Linked DNA regions of Homo sapiens: region 1 is linked to region 2. Evidence: chromatin loops called from intact Hi-C (ENCODE). Cell type or tissue: PC-9. All regions are shown on one strand.

Region 1 (8,000 bases), 370 kb before region 2:
CCTGTGGAGTTCCCCTTTCTTCTTCACGGACCTCTCCAAAGGCTGTCTCCCAGATTAGTCTGAAAACAGATCTTTGGGAAACGTTGGCACCCTCGGCCATCCTGGAAGGTCAGAGTCCACTCACTTTGGGCACGAAGACCTGAGACGTGGCAGCCTCGTGTTGCACAAGCAGAGGGAGGTGTCCCTGGGCCTCATGAGTGCAAAGGGCAGAAGTTCATGATCCAGGGGGCTTCTAGGATCCACTGCTGAGAACCAAGAGTGAAACCAGAAGCACTGGCAATGCCAGGGACAAACTACACAAAGGGGACGGTCCTCTGGCTCTAGGGATGTCCCACAGGGCCTGACCCAGAATCTTCTGCACTTTCTCCATGAGAAAGAAAGATCCCAAACCCTTCTGACAGGTGTAGGTGACACACGCAGAGGCCACACTCAGGGAGGGGTTTCCTTCTGCCTCTCAGCAGCCACCAGGCCCTGCAGAGAGGCTTGGGCTGCATGGAGACTCCATCCTGCACACAGGACACGAGTCAGGGACACCTCAGTGACCAGGCCCTGCTCACAGAGGCGTCCAAACTCTGTCCCAAGAGACGACGACTTTTAACCCCATTCCTAGGACATGCGATGCAGGCTTTTTGCTTTTTCTTGTTTGAAAAAACAAAGACGCAAACAACCCCCTGTTTTTTGTACCTGACTCCCAGCTGGCGCAGCAGCTGATCTGGAAGTCTCTCCTCCTCTGGTGACTTTGGCCTCACATCTCAGCAGTTTTCTTCCCTCTCCTCCTTATATAACAAGCCCCTCTAGAACAGAATGAGTTTGTTGGCAACAAAACACCAAAAATAAGAAAACCTAGCAAATTCCCTTGTTTAGGTTCATTAGCGCCGTGGTTTGCAGCCTTGAGTCCCCAACCAAGAAACTCAAGCTTTTCTGCACCACGTAGTCTCCCCGATGAACCAGCTGCCCAGCGAGCCCTGTGAGGGGTCCCCCAGCTCCAGACATTCTGAGGCTGCCTGGTGCCTGCAGCTGGTCCCTGGCCTCCATCTGGAGCCCTCTGTACTTGGTCCTCATTGCCCCAGCCTGGGGGCCAAGGGCCTGGGCCTGAGAGATGGGGACCTGGGTTCTCAGACCCTTCTCCCAGCTTCCTTGCTGCCCAGCCCCAGCAAGGTATTTAATCTCTGAGTGTCTCTGGTCTCATTTATCTTCTTGGTCTGAGCGCTGAGCCTCAGACTGGATCCCACTAATCTTCTGACCCTGAGCCTGGGAGCATGGCATGCACCTTTCTCTGTGTTCTAGAAGGACCTGGAGCCGTGGATACAGGAAGAATTGACCTCTCCAGTTCCCATTTCCTGGGGAACCTATGACCTCCAGCATCTCTGAGGAGCTGGGTGGGTGGTCCAGGCCTGGCGTGATGGGCAGTTGTTTGGCAGATGAAATTGAGGCCATCTCTGGCCATTTGCTGCTATTGCTTTTTAAAAATTTAGTGGATTTTACTTGTGAGCAGTTTTAGGTTTACAGAACCTGAAGCGGAAAGTTCAGAGGGTGCCCATCTGCCCCTCCCTGACCCTGCAGCCCCCATGCCAATCTCCCCTGTTGTCTGCGTCTGGCATTACTGTGGCACCTCTGTTACCATTGAGCTTCTGTTGATACCTTATTGTTAACCGAAGTCCATAGCTGACATTAGGGCTCACTCTTGGTGGTGTACATTCTGTGGGTTTTGACAAATGTGTGATGTCGTGTGTGTGATGTTGTGTGTCCACTATTACACTCTCATGCAGAGCGGTTCCACCGCCCTAGAAATCCCCTGTGCACCACCTGCCCTTCCCTCCCTCCCTCACCCAAGCCCTGGCTGCCATCACATCCTTTGGTGGTTGTCCTGCCTCTGTCCTGGAACTGCTCATGCCTTGGGGCCTGAACACAGGCTGTACCCACCAGGTGGCAGTGACCAGCGTGGCCCTGGGGCCCACCTGGATGTGTTCGAAGGAGGAGTGTCATTGCGGTGCTGGGAGGTGGGATGGCCTGGAACAGAATTTGTTTTGGGAAGGCCTTGGAGGAGCTGGAGGGGTTGAGTCTAGACACCTCCTGTCTCAGAGGAGGAAACTGACGACCAGAGATGGGAGGCGACTTTCTTTTTTTTTTTTTTTTTGAGACAGAGTCTCGCTCTGTCGCCCAGGCTGGAGTGCAGTGGCGTGATCTCAGCTCACTGCAAGCTCCGCCTCCCGGGTTCACGCCATTCTCCTGCCTCAGCCTCCCGAGTAGCTTGGACTACAGGTGCCCGCCACCACACCTGGCTAATTTTTTGTATTTTTTAGTAGAGACAGGGTTTCACCATGTTAGCCAGGATGGTCTCGATCTCCTGACCTCATGATCCGCCCACCTCGGCCTCCCAAAGTGCTGGGATTACAGGCATGAGCCACCGCACCCGGCCCGTGAGGCGACTTTCAAATGACACAGCTGGTTAGGCAGAAATCTAGATCCAGGCCTGCCTCACTGAGGGGGTAGAGGTTCAATTTATCTTTTTAAACAAGAATTAAACTTATAAAAAGACTAAAAAGTAAAATTTTAAAAGAGCTAGCAGTGTGGTTGTTGTGAGTGTTGTTAGCCCACCCGTGAGGGATTTTGGCCGGTGTGAGGTTCTGGAGGGGGCGGCATACCTCCCAGGCACCTTCATGTCCTATCTGGTAGCTGCCTGCAGCGTGGCCCTGGCGGTGTGGCCTGGAATGGGGAGTAGCAGACACCTTCTCCTGACCTGGCTGGTCTTTATGCATCGCTGCTGGCTAGATGCTAGATGCTGGCCGGTGGCATCTGGAGCCCCTCCATGCAGAGTGTCCGCGCCCGTCAGTCTGGAGGACACGACAGGTTCCATGGTTCCTGGGAAGTTCCTGGAGCGGCTGCCGCCTGCGTGGCTGGGATCACAGACTGAAGGGCTCTGGGGAAGTCACAGATTCATGTACAATAAATGACACCAGAAAGGGAGTTGGAGCACGGGCTTTGTGCTGTCGCTGGAGACAAGATGCAAAGGTGCCCGCAGAACCCAAGTGGCTTCATAGAATTAGAACATTTGCTATGTGCCCAGTATAGCCAGGCCCGTGCGAGGGATGGCCAGCCCGTTGCAATCCTGTAAGAGTTACTGTTACCAGCTTATGTAGTGGAAACACAAGCTAGAAAGTCAGAAGCAGCTATAAGAGCATGACATGATCAAAAGGGACCTTGGTTAGAAGTTGCAAGACCAGGATTTGGTTCTGGCTGAGTCACGGCTCTACCATGTGGCTCTGAGCAACTTGCTTGAATCTCTGGACATCTGTTACCCCACCTGTAACAGAAGGGCCTTGGAGAATTTCTGAGGCCATTTCCATCCTAACACCCTGTGACTGCCCAGTTCTCTGGGTTTAGGCGCTAGAGGTGAGGGCACCCGCAGCAGGCCCGGGCCAGTTGGGAACAGAAGCTGACAGGCACCGCTCGGCAGGGGGCTGGGGCTGGTGGTTGTCCCCAAAGGTGTAATTGCTGTTCTGGGTCTAGCGGTGGCCTGGGGATGAGGCCAAGCTACCCTGCATGTCAAAGGGCCAGGGGAGGAGCAGATGGGGGTGGTGGTGAGAGGTGAGGAGGGAGGGAATCACCACACCCTTGTGGTAATAAAGAGATGTGATGTTCTGTGTTCTTAACTCCATGTGTATTTCTGGGCATAAAGTACGGAGAGGGGTCAGAGGGCTTCAGCCAGGAGAGGAGGACAGATGGTACCCCTTGCTCCACACTTCTGGTGACACCTCGGGGACAGAAGGTCAGCTCTTCTCTGTTCCCTGAAATCTACCTGCATGATTTCAAAGCTTATCTAATGCAGAATTTTTCAGACTTTTTCACCCACAACACAATAGGAAGTACATTTTATTCAGGCTGGGTACAGCGGCTCATGCCTGTAATCTCAACACTCTGGGAGGCCAAGGCAGGTATATCCCTTGAGCCCAGGAGTTCAAGACCAGCCTGGACAACATGGGAAAACGCCATCTCTACTAAAAATAGAAAAATTAGCCGGGCGTGGTGGCTCACACCTGTAATCCCAGCTACTTGGGAGACTGAGGCATGAGAATCGCTTGAACCCGGGAGGCGGAGGTTGAAGTGAGCCAAGATTGCGCTACTACACTCCAGCCTGGGCGACAGAGTGAGACTCCATCTCAAAAAACAAAAAACGAACAAACAAAAAAACAGGCCGGACACGGTAGCTCACACCTCTAATCACAACACTTTGGGAGGCCAAAGTAGGTGGATCATGAGGTCAGGAGTTTGAGACCAGCCTGGCCAACATGGTGAAACCCCATCTCTACTAAATATACAAAAATTAGCCAGGCGTGGTGGCGGGCGCCTGTAATCTCAGCTACTCAGAGGCTGAGGCAGGAGAATCACTTGAACCCAGGAGGCGGAGGTTGCAGTGAGCCGAGATTGTGCCATTGCATTCCAGCCTGGATGACAGAGCAAGACTCTGTCTCAGGGGAAAAAACAAACAAACAAACAAAGTACATTTTATTCTATGTGTGTGTGAATCATTGAGACACAGGCTTCATGCAACCATGAGATACATTCTTATTGTAATTCAGTTTTTGGTGGTTGTGCAATCCACTAAATTGATTTCATAATCCACTGACAAGTTGGGACTGTCAGTGTGAAGAGCCGTGGCCAGATGCTGCGGGAGTGGCCGGCTCACCCCGGGATGGAAGTGAGGAGACAAATGAAAGCTCCTCTATTCACTATGCTTGGCTTGGGAAGCCCTGGCTTGCTTTTTAAGTCCATGGTATTTCCTCCTTCCTCTGAACTCCCTGTACCTTTTGATCTATAATGTGCCTGGCACAGAGCAGGTGGGTGAAACAAGATGGAGTAGAAGGAGTCCTTGGGTACCCGTAGAAAGTGTTGGGGAAGAATCTTTTGATGTATGGCTCTGTAAATATGGACAGTTGAGATTCTGGAAGCACTGAGGTGGCAGCCTTTGCAGGCCTCAGCTCTGGGCCAAAGCCCAAAGCCACATCTTGGGTAGCTGTTTGGGAGCAGAAATGAGGTCTCTGAGCCCTCGTTCAGAGGTGTCCTCTCTCACACAAGGTCCTCTACGTAGAGGAGGGTGTGTCTCAGAGCCAGCCAGCAACTCGGTGACCTTACAAAAATGTCCCCAGGGTGCCCAATTTTATTGTAGTTCATGGTGTCCCTCCTGCAGTTTGTCTTCAAGCACTAACCAAAACCGCTGGGTGTGTACCCGGTGGGGAGCACCAGGCGGCGGTGGGGGGTGGGGGGGGTGGCAAGAAGCTGACTGTGGGGGAAGCGTCAGATCTGACCAGGGCCATTTGGGCCTCTGCAGCAGAGGTCAGGCCGGGGCCATCTCACTTTCACCTCGTGGCTGGTTTTTTCCTCTCTGAAGTCTGGGTGGCCGATGACTGGAGGGTGTGTCTGCAGCTGGCTGGCCGGGCCGGGTGTGGGGCCTCGGGGCCTTTCCCTTGAGTCGGTAGTGCCCACGGAGGGCTCTATGCTGGTATTGGCTGGTGGTTTGGCATTTTATTTGCGAGCCAATAAAACCTCCCCAGAACCCCAGAGCTGGCCTTTTCACACCCTGTCTTGGTAGAATCATAATGTCAGAGCTGAAGACAGTCCTAGAAATGAAGGGCTGTTCCCTCCGTACAGGGGCTGGAGGTGGCGCATCAGGATGTCATTCCCTTATCCCGAGGTCTTGGTGTTTACTGGCCCCCGGGCCGTCCTCAGTCATTTACGCCCCAGCTTATGACCACTCTCCCCGTGTCAGCTCTGCGAAGGGGAAGGACAGAGGCTCATGGAATCCAGCCCTGGGAGGAGCCGGTGACTCAGGGGTGAAAAAGACGCGGTCCTTGCCGAGCTCCAACTGGGTGTGGCAGGAGACAGGCCCTCAGTGACAGGACAGGGTGACAAGATGCCATGACAGACACTTGCACGACTGTTACCCAGCGTGCGAAGGCAAGAGGATTGCCCCACTCTGCTGCCAAGGCTCAGAGACGAGGCTAGGAGGTGATCGTGGTGCTTTTCTAAACCTGTGATTGCCCTTCACGTACTGTGAATGTTCCCTGACAGTCAAAGGAGGACATTTGGCCATTTCCTGTTGTTCTCTAAGCACTGCCAGGACAACGGCCCTTCACATCCGTCTTTGTCCTCTCGTCCAGCTGGGGCCTGTGGGTGTCTCACTGGGCCCTGGGCAAAGTGAGGGTTCCATAGTGTGGACAGAGAGCCACAGTGTGGGCGGAGAGCCCACCCGATGACTGAGCAGACCCATCCGTCTATGCAGCGAAGGCTGAGAGCTTCCAAACAGCGGCCTGCTTTTACCCTGGACTCTCCCCATGTCTGTCCCCACCAGCTCGGGTGAGGGGGCCTAGGGCTCTGTGTTAGGAGGGGTCTGCAGAGAAGGAGAACCAAGACTAGAGATCCAAGCATATAGATCTCCTATTTTTCTTAATATATGTATACTAAGAAAATATATTAAGTTAATATATTATGTGATTATATCTCCTTAATATACATATTTTTCTTAATATGTATATTGAGATATAATCACATAATATATTAACTCTATATAATGTATATAACATGATTACATATACATATTATCGTGATATATATATATATATATATATATATATATATATATATATATATGAGATTTGTTTGAAAGAATTGACTCATGCGTTGGTCGGAACTGGAAAGTCCCGAATCCACTGGGCAGACGGACTAGAAGCTCAGGCAGTCGATGCTGCAATCATGAAGCAGAATTTCCCCTTCCAGAACCCTCTGTTTTCCCTCTTCAGGCCTGCTGCGGATTGGGGGAGGCCCACCCACATCATTCAGCATGATCTGCTTCACTTCAAGTCACTGACTGTAGATGTCATCCACGTCTGCAAATACGCCCACGGCAGCCACCTGCTTGGTATTTGATTGAATCAGTGGGTGCTATGGCCTCGCCAGGCTGACACATCAAATTAACCGTTACTGACTCCACGATGGGATGTGGTCAGTGGAGCCCAGCGCTCCCTGTCCCATAACATCCCCTCCCCTGCCCCCTGGCTGGGGCCCGCAGTGCCACCTGTGAAGACCGCAGCTACTCCGGATGGAGGCGGCAACCTGCAGCCCAGGCCACACCCTTGGAAGGGAGCTGGGAGGCTGCCTGCTGCTGGTCCTCGAGGAGACGGCTGCACAGACCATGCAAATGCGCCCCCCAACCTGCATGTCCCGGGGCCTCCCAGGTACTTGCCTCCTTCCTCATGAACTGGGAGCTGACCCAGACTCCTGTAGCCTCCACCCAACCTGTCCCTCTAGGTGCTGCCCCTGCCCCCCACTCTCCCTCCTTCTGGGGGATCTCAGACAGGCTGGAAGAAGACAAGCATGTGTGATGAGCAGAGGCTGGACTCAACCTGGCCTGGGAGCAGCTGCCTGTAAGAGGCTGCCCTGGGGCCCTGAACTAGGAAGGGGCTCTCAGGAATCCCACAGCACAAGCCCCTGAGGTCAGGACGGTCAGGATGGCCACCCCCAGCTGGTCAGAAGAGGCACTGTTGGCCCCTGCAGAGCATCCTCCACCACAACGTGAGGAGGCCAGTGGGGTCCCTCCAAGCTTCCATGGAGCTCTGGTCAAGTAAAGGCTGCCCGGAGTGGGCAAGGAAAGGCTCGGCTGCCCTTTGCACGAGGACAGAGCCGGAGACTCTGGCAGCGGCCATGCTGTGATCCTCTTTAGAACTGCCGTGCACAAGTCATGAATCATCTTGGCTTTCACCTTGGGAACGGGATAAAGACAGCTCTCTAATTATAAGGGGGACAGCCAGTGTCTTTGCAGAAGCCTCTGAAACCCGATCTCAGGCCTTGGTTGAGTGTGAGCAACTGCCCTGGCTTCCGCGGGAGCCGCATGAGGGGCCTGGCTGCCCTGGTGATGATGCCTTTGTTGCTCCCCACAGCCTTCATCATCAGGCCCCAGTGTGCCCTCGGCCAGCGGCCCTCGCCATGCCCAGTGCCACGGGGGC
Region 2 (8,000 bases):
CCTTGGACCACATGCCCCTTTCCAGGCAAAGGCCACTATCCTGGACCTCCAGTCCCTTCCTCCTGGTCCCCCGTTCCCTCCCCACCGCACCTTCCTGCTTTTCTGGGCCGGGCCCACAGCTTCCTGGGTGATGAAGAGCTGTGTTCTCTCCTGCCCCCACCAGCCCGAGGTCCTCCAGGCTCTGTAAAGACTTGTCCTGACTGTTTCTGCTCTCTGGGTTGTTGGTGGCTGCCCCAGTGGTGTGCAGAAGGGGAGGAGGACAGGAAGGGGCCCTGCTTGGGACTCCCCAACCCTCCTCTGTGCCCTGCAGGCTCCTCCATGCAACTGCACCCCCACAGCCCATTTCCTCTGCAGGGGAGGCCCCGTGAGGGCAGGAGGGGGCAGGAACCGTGTTGTGTGACCATGGCACCTCTGGTACCTGACACAGTGTTGGGCACACATGTGGGAACCTGCTGGCATTCACTGAATGAACGGTGCCCTCTGTGCCAGGCCCCCCACCAGGTGCTGGGGGTACTGTCTGTGCAAGGTGGTCCTTATCAGGGAACAGGAGTGTGTGGGGCGTGCAGTGATGGCGGGAGTGCATCCTTGCCAAGGATGGCTGAAATGCAGTGGCGCAATCTCGGCTCACTGCAACCTCCGCCTCCCTGGTTCAAGCAATTATCTTGCCTCAGTCTCCCAAGTAGCTGGGATTACAGGTGCCCACCACCACACCCAGCTAATTTTTGTATTTTTAGTAGAGACGGGGTTTCACCACGTTGGCCGGGCTGCTCTCAAACTCCTGACTACAAGAGATCTGCCTGCCTCGGCCTCCCAAAATTCTGAGATTACAGGCGTGAGCCCCCATGCCCGGCCAGGACTGGTCAGTTTTAAAATGTGGACATTACTGGGCCTGTCCCCACACATGTCACACCCCAGCATGGACCCCACAGGGCACTGGGGAAGGCACCGTGGGTGCCTTCGTGTAGCCCAGAGTGAAGGGGCCGCTCGACCGGGAGGGGTTGCTGGGTGGCCAGGCTGTGCAGGCTTTTCTCTCCGGAGTCCCGGGGGACTTCCTGGCAGCCCCTGATCCCCACTCCCCTGGCCTCCAGGTGGGTCCTGTATGAGGAGCCCAACTACCACGGCCGCATGTACGTGGTGGAGAGTGGCGACTTCCGCAGCTTCTCGGACTGGGAGGCCCACAGCGCACGAGTGCAGTCGCTCCACAAGGTGGTCAACTTCTTCCAGCCGAGCCCTCCCACCGGGATGGCCGGGCGCAGCTCTGGGGACAGGGGCAACCCCTTGCGGTCCCACCCAGACCTCGGGACCTTGGGCGATAAAAGTCCTCAAAGCCAACGGGCGGCTTCTGAGTGCTCTCTCGGCAGTGGGCATCCCAGCCCTGGGAGGAGCTGGATGATCCAGGGCGCTTTCCCGGACTCCCAGGGACCCCCTGGGCCAGGGAGGGGAGAGTGGTGGGGAGAGGTGGTGAGAAGCAATGGGGATGGGGCAGGGCCGGAACCCAGGCCGGTTCAGGACTCCCCAGGCTCGCTTGGGGCTCTGCCTCTCTGTGACTCGGCAAGGTGAGGCTGCCAGGCCATGTGGCCAAAGGCCTGACCCAGGGTCTCTGTGTCTGATCTCTGGGTTTTATCCTCATGGCTAATCTTGGCCTCGGAGTTTCTAAGGGAGACCCCTCTGGAAGGATGGTTTCGACCCAGGGCAGACCCCTCTCCTGCGAGAGAGAAAACAGTTAGTGGTGGTGAGTGTCAGGGTGGGGGCTTAGCTTGAACAGGTGGGCTCTGTGGGAATGGAGGGGCTTTCGGGGAGAAAGGGGCATGGGGCGTGTCTGCTGCAGCCATAGCCCCTGGAGCAGTAGGGCTGGCAGACCCAGAACCGGCGGCTCGCGTCTTCAGCTGGTGCAGCACCAAGCGCTCGCCTGTAGAATTCCTCCATTCCTGGGCCCTCTCCAGGACACTGGGTCCTCCTGTTGGGGTGGGCTTGAATCTAGAGGGGACACCCCACCCTTGAGGGGCAGAGGGGAGGGAGAAGTCTGTCCTGGAAGGAGATACTCGGCCCAGGCAGTGGGATTCCTGGGCATAAGAGGTCCACGTCCCCAAAAGCATCCCCCCACTCCCTCCCCACCCACGCCTATGCTTCCAACTCACTGGGGAGAGAGGAAAGGTCCCACGAGGGGAACTCTGGTCCCTGGGGGTGGCCCAGGTAACTCCCTGCTGCCGGCAGCCCTCCAGCAGAGTCCTGAATGGAGCCTGCCTGTGAGGAAACCATAGCCCACCCCAGAAGGAGGCAACAGATGGAGTGCTCTGGGCTTCTGAGGAGAACACAGGGGCCCTGGACCCGAGATTCCTGAGCATGGGGGCTCCTGGACATGGAGACCCCAAAGATGTCCACATGGCCTGTGCCTGGACCAAGGCCTGGCTGGATGAGGGATCAGTGGGGGGCCAGGTGCATGGGTTGGATCACCCGTGTGCCCACAGAGTTCTGGCTGTGGATCTGACTCCTGGTCCAGCCTCTAATCCCCGACTGCGATCCCAGAGTCCCCCCAACCAACTGGCTCCCGACTGGCCTCTCAGTTCCCGGGTCCTCCTCACCATACATCTTACTCCAGTTTTCTGAGTAGATGGAGGGGTTTGGACTGGGGATCAGCCCCTCTAGGCTGGTCGCCCAGCTCAGGACTCCGAGGGAAAGCCCATGAGCCCTGGGTTACTATCTGAGTTGAACTGAGACACCCCGACAGGCCTAGGGGGTGATGGAGTACGGCAGGGAGCTCAGCGAGGGAACACAGGGTTCCCGAGAGAAAAACAAAATCTCAGGGGCTGATTCTGTCGCACAGTGTGGTGGCCTGAGTGTGGTGGGCCAGGGGATGGCTGTCCCGTTCCTGGGTGTCCTCCAACCTCTCCCCATCCCTCACTGAGAGAGCAATGGAAAAAGAGTCACGATGGGTCACCCAATTCACCCAAGACAATTCCCCACCAAGAGCTGGGTGGCAAAGACGGAGGGGCCCCATGACTGCTGTGGGACCCCCGTAGGCTGTCCCATGACAGCCGAGGCCAAATGAAGACATGAAACCACTAGGCAACCGTCCACTCCGCCCAGGAAAGGGGAAGGGGCTCCCTGCTGCCATGTGGTAGATGGGTCCCCAAAAGGCCTGCTCTGTACCCCTAATGCCCTGGCCCCACCTCCTTTCACCTGCAAACCACAGAGCATGGAGCCCTAGAAGCTTCGGAGCTGAGGACTTCCAGCTGAGCAGCTCTCTTCAATCAGATCAAGGACCGGAAGAGGCCACCACAAAACCAGCAACAACCCAGCCACCTTTCCTGACTGCAAACCTCTGAGCCTGGAACCGATTGACATGTAAATGCACCTGCACCGTTTCTGAGCCGGGAGAGTGTTTACTTAAAATCATGCCCTCAGTTTTCATTTCTCTGCCAGTTTGTTAGGGAGGTGGAGCCTTCTGTGTGTCATATCTGCCAGCGGGAGGCCCTCCCCACCCATGGCAAGGGCCCTGTCTCTTCTGAAACAGCCGTCCAACCCTCCACCCCACAGCCTCCTTGGGCCTTGGCACCCTGCTGGCCTCAGGCCTCCACAATCTCGCACCTCAGCCCACAGCTGATGATGGTGATGATGTTGATGAATATTTATGGAGCACTGACTTAATGCCAGGCTCTGTAGTAGCTGGAATCTGTGTAATTTTACTTATCATATACAATAATGCCAAGATGATATGCTTATCACCACTGTACAGTTGAGGAGAGCCAGCCACAGACAGGTTAAGCAACTTGCCCAGGGTCACACAGCAGTCAGGACTAAAACCCAGGTCTGGCTGGCTGATTGATCCTTTTCGTTCCTAACCACTCCTCTATAGAGCACCACACATTTGCATATTTAGATATATTTTTGTCATGAATTTGGCGCAAACCCAAAGCCTCTCCAGGCCTCAGACCCTGTTCTGTGAAATGAGTGCAATCATGTCTGCTGTACCAACTGTATACCCTTGTAAAAGCCAAAGGCGTGACCCATGAGCGGGTGCCATATGAGGGCTGGTTAGTAGTAGGTGACCCAGTAGGTGACGGGGTGGGGAAGCAGGCAGGGGAGTGGCATCACAGGAGAGAAGGTAACTTGGCTCCAAACTCCAACCTGATTCCCACTCCATCCCTCACTAGGATGTGACATTGGAGAAGCCACTGCTGTGTGTCTCAGTGTCTTCAGACGTACAGCAGTGGTAATCATTCCGCCCCCTCATAGGCAATTAATGCCTGGGGAATGAAATGAGAACTGCAGGCCCCACCGGTTCAGTCCAGGTCCTTGGGAGTCACGGGAAAAACCAGGCCTAGCAGCCCTTCCCATGAGTTCCAGAGGCTTCCCCTGAACTCTTCCTCTCCTCCCCAGCACCAAGGCTTAGCAGCATCTCATTAACTGGTGATTTAATGCTTCTCGAATGGGCTTTGTGCTCCTGGGTGACCTCCCCCTCACCCCAGCCCCCTGCTCCCTAATCTGTCAGCAAATCTGCTTTTTGTCTGAAAGAGGAAAAACAAGATTCCCACCAAAGTGCTTGTGGGCAGCTTGTAATTTATCTGAAGTCCGTCCAGGGGTCGATGGACCGAGGGTGAGAGGCCCTCAAGAGCCACACATGCTTCACATATTTCTACCTCCCTCTGTGGTTTGGAAAGCTGGGACTTTCACAGAGCCATCCCCTCATGTCCTCAGCCCTAGGTCCCCCTGCCCTGCTGGCCCCCCGTGCACTGTTTATCAGGCCCAGTCTGACCACAGGAAAAACATTCCCTTTGAATCCCCCCAGCCACCCCATCCCCCGCACCAAGAAGTTCCTCTCACCAGCCAAGGGCTGGTCCAAGAAGTCTCTGTTGGCCCCTTCCCCTTCCTGGGCCTCCCTCCCATGCCCCGAGGTGGCCTGCGCCTGGCAGGCTACCGCCTTCTTGGCTGGAGGCTTCTTGGCTCACCTCTTCACCCCACTGGGTGCCTTAAGAGCAGGGCTGTCCTGCCTGTGTTCCCCCCAGGAAGCCACAACAGATCTTCAATCAAAGCCTGTTGGATGAGTTTGAGCCCAGGGACGTCAAAAAAAAAAAAAAAAAAAGAAGAAAGAAAAAGACAAACTAACAAAAAACTTGTCAAATGAGACAGTTTTAAAGGTTTAGCTCCAGAGTTTCAGTTTGTGAAGATGACAGACTTCTGGAGACAGACAGATGGTGCTGACGGCCGCACGACTATGTGTGTGTACTTAATGCCACTCAACCACACACTTCAAATGGTTAGGATGATAAATTGTATGTGTATTTTGCCATAATCAAAAAAAATTAACTCCTTGTTGCTGAGGTGCTCAGGACTGTTGGGGGCAATGTGGGAATGAAGGCCCTCGCTGGATCCCAGGGAACCCTGTGGGTCTCCTGTGCGACCATGCCCCACATTCCCTACCTGAAGAAGCTATCACCTGCTTATTGATTGCGTGGGTCCCATCGGCTTGGCAGGGCTCTTGGCTGTGGCTGCTGGGGAGGCTGAGATGCAGGAGGAGGAAGAGGAGGAGGAGGAGAAGGTCCTTGTCCTTCAGCAGGGATCCCTGGAGCGTCCCTGTGGTTACCTGGGACTAACCCTGCCTTCCGGACCCCCAGGACTTAGTAGCCCAGGTCTGGGGACACCAGGAAGGGGTGACTTGGGCAGCCTGCCCTGAACAGCGAGCATTTGTGTGAACAGGCTCCTGGCTTCCTTGCCTGTGGACAGCCCGCTTTGGAATTGTGATTTAAAAGGATCCTGTGGAACCCAGCTGGCGTGGGCTGTGCATGGAGGGGTGGAAGCCCTGGACCCAGCCTTGCTGGGGCTGGGGGATGGACTGGGCAGGTCAGTGCTGGTAACGCTAGTCCTGGTCCATGCCTGCCCTGGGACCCCCAGGACTGCCCTCCCTGGGTAGGGGCAGGGGCAGGGGCAGAGGATACGGCTGGGCTGAGGGTGCGCATTCTCATCCCGAAGAGGGCTCAGCGATGTGTAGGATTGCTCTGGCTAGGGGGCTGAGCAGGTTATAAGGACCCTCTCCACGAACCCTGCCTGGCCCCCAACACCAAGAGCGGGAGTTCTCACCAGTTGGGCTGGATCGTTCCGCGGGCTGAGATGGTCGTGCCCTGGGTTCCATTCCCGTAAAGTGTTCATTTCTAGGTGCCAGGCACAGGGAGCAGGGCGGCATGTCCCCCGCACAGTGTGCCCAGCCTAAGCACCAGCCCTGGCATTCCTAAACTGCACAGACAGACATGCGGGCAGTAGAAATGGGCGCTCCCACCCAGTGGGGCTGCTGGGTAGAAGTCCCTTCATGGGGCTGGTGATGGCCGAGGTGGTGTCACCTCTACACACAGAGGGGACGCTCAAGTGTTGCTTTATCCTTGGAGGCACTGGGCCCAAGGCCAGGGGAGGAGCCCATTGTGATAAAAACGCAGATACAAAAAGTAGGGGAAGAAATCTTTGCGGCAGAGGGGACTTAGAAAAATGTTGTAGAAAAAAGCGAGGCATCCATAATATTCTCCCCGCCACAAGTCCTGTGCTGTCTGCTAGAGAGGAACTGCTAATTGGGCCAAAGCAAGCAGGGAAACAGGATCAGCTCCATCATTCGCTCAGTCCCAAAGATGAAAGGAAGCTAGTTTTCCGGAAGAAGCCCAGCAATTCCTGGGACCGAGGCCAGAGAGAAGTTTCTTCCACGGGTCCGCTGGCCCCATGCCGATGACTCACAAGCTGCACCCTCAACGTTAGCCCTCCTGCGGGGAAATTAACAGGTTTCCTAGGATTTTCTGTAATAGCATCCCACAGGATTCGGTGGACGGCACTGTGCCAAAGTCAACTTTTTGTGGGGGAGGAGATTTTAACATTTCTGGTTTACGTATGAGTATATTGCTACTTTTAAGTGAACCTAATTGGGTCATGAAAGCGGGACCTGGCAATGACTGGTTATCAGTAGATACCAATACCAACAGCATTTTCTTGGGTAATTACTATGACACAAACTGTGTGCTAACCCATTTTTTACATATAACAAGGTGGGTATATTATTTTCTCTCTTTTACAATGGAAGAAATAGACCTAAAAGGATGATTGTAACTTGCCCAAATGTGTGCCATAAATGGCCAAAAAGGCCAAGTGCCCCTGGCCGTCTGACCCCAGCCCACACCTAACCCCCTCTACACATCATCCCCTGTGGCAACGGCTTCCCAATCTTTTTGACTGAGACTCACATGTAGGTCATTAGATATAAAACTAACACAGCTGTGTCACAAATAGTCCCGATCCTCACTATTTAGTTGAGCATCAATATTTTCTATTTTATTTTACTTTAAAAGAATGCTGGTCAGAGACCCACTAAGTTGATTTCGCAACCTCCTAGTAGGTCACAATTCTCCAGTTTGAAAAACACTACACCACTGCCTCATAGTGTAAACAAACGAAGATTTAAGGAGCCACAGCCTACGCTGTGGATTAGCTCTTCCAATCCCAGTGCCCTCCTCCCTCCCTTGCCTGCCTTCACTAAAGCATCCAGAAAAGCCAAATGCTCTTTTCTCTGCCTCCCAGGCCATGGGACATAGCTCTGGTCACTGAGATGAAAGCTGACAGAAGGACTTCAGAAAAAGCTTTGGCTTTCTGGATAAAAAGCCCCTTTCCCCTGGCTTCCTGCCTTGAATAAAGATGTGACGCCAGGAACTCAGGCAGCCTTCTTGTAATCATGAGATAAAAGCCAAGAGAACCAGGGAAAGGCTGGCACCAAGCTCACAGAGCTGCTAAATCAGCATCAGCAGCCACCCTTCTTGTTATGTAAGAGAAGTGAACCCCTATTTGTTTCACCACACGTAGGTTTTCTATTATTTGCAGCTGAAAACATTCCTAACTAATAACATAATAACCAAAAACCCCCAAACCTCAAACAGGTAGGTCCTCCTGTGTTAAACCCTGTGCTTCATTGTCTGGTGAGCAATAAAGACACTTGCACTTGGAAATACTAAAATAGATTTTAAAAAACCAAC

Evidence for each region. A loop is a pair of places that touch in the nucleus more often than their neighbours do. Peaks named below come from ENCODE experiments on the same cell type or tissue, not always from the same donor. Only the 100,000 strongest peaks of a DNase experiment are listed, where the experiment ranks them.
Region 1: a loop joins it to region 2, with 19 times the contacts of the local background. A loop is called at or near these places in 1 of 110 quality-filtered maps.

The regions. Positions count from the first base shown.
Region 1 is chr7:151,794,495-151,802,494 of GRCh38, reverse strand. All of the region lies in intron 1 of PRKAG2 (protein kinase AMP-activated non-catalytic subunit gamma 2), which reads left to right. Among named protein-coding and RNA genes, the nearest start is that of PRKAG2-AS2, 7.8 kb to the left of the region's middle. RefSeq lists enhancers at 5,382-5,963, 5,964-6,546, 6,807-6,946, 7,491-8,000. In PC-9, no CTCF peak of the experiment used is centred here; DNase peaks (open chromatin) are centred at 4,574 and 5,814; H3K27ac peaks cover 1,221 bases.
Region 2 is chr7:151,425,374-151,433,373 of GRCh38, reverse strand. It overlaps CRYGN (crystallin gamma N), which reads left to right. Exons shown (of 4, transcript NM_144727.3): 4 at 3,194-4,542. The coding sequence ends at 3,326. It overlaps LOC124901780, which reads left to right. Exons shown (of 1, transcript XM_047421163.1): 1 at 1-1,082. The coding sequence ends at 822. Among named protein-coding and RNA genes, the nearest start is that of MIR3907, 4.3 kb to the left of the region's middle. RefSeq lists enhancers at 96-185, 456-555, 2,977-3,176, 3,497-3,566, 4,344-4,863. In PC-9, a CTCF peak has its summit at 320; DNase peaks (open chromatin) are centred at 3,433, 4,523 and 4,993; H3K27ac peaks cover 2,284 bases.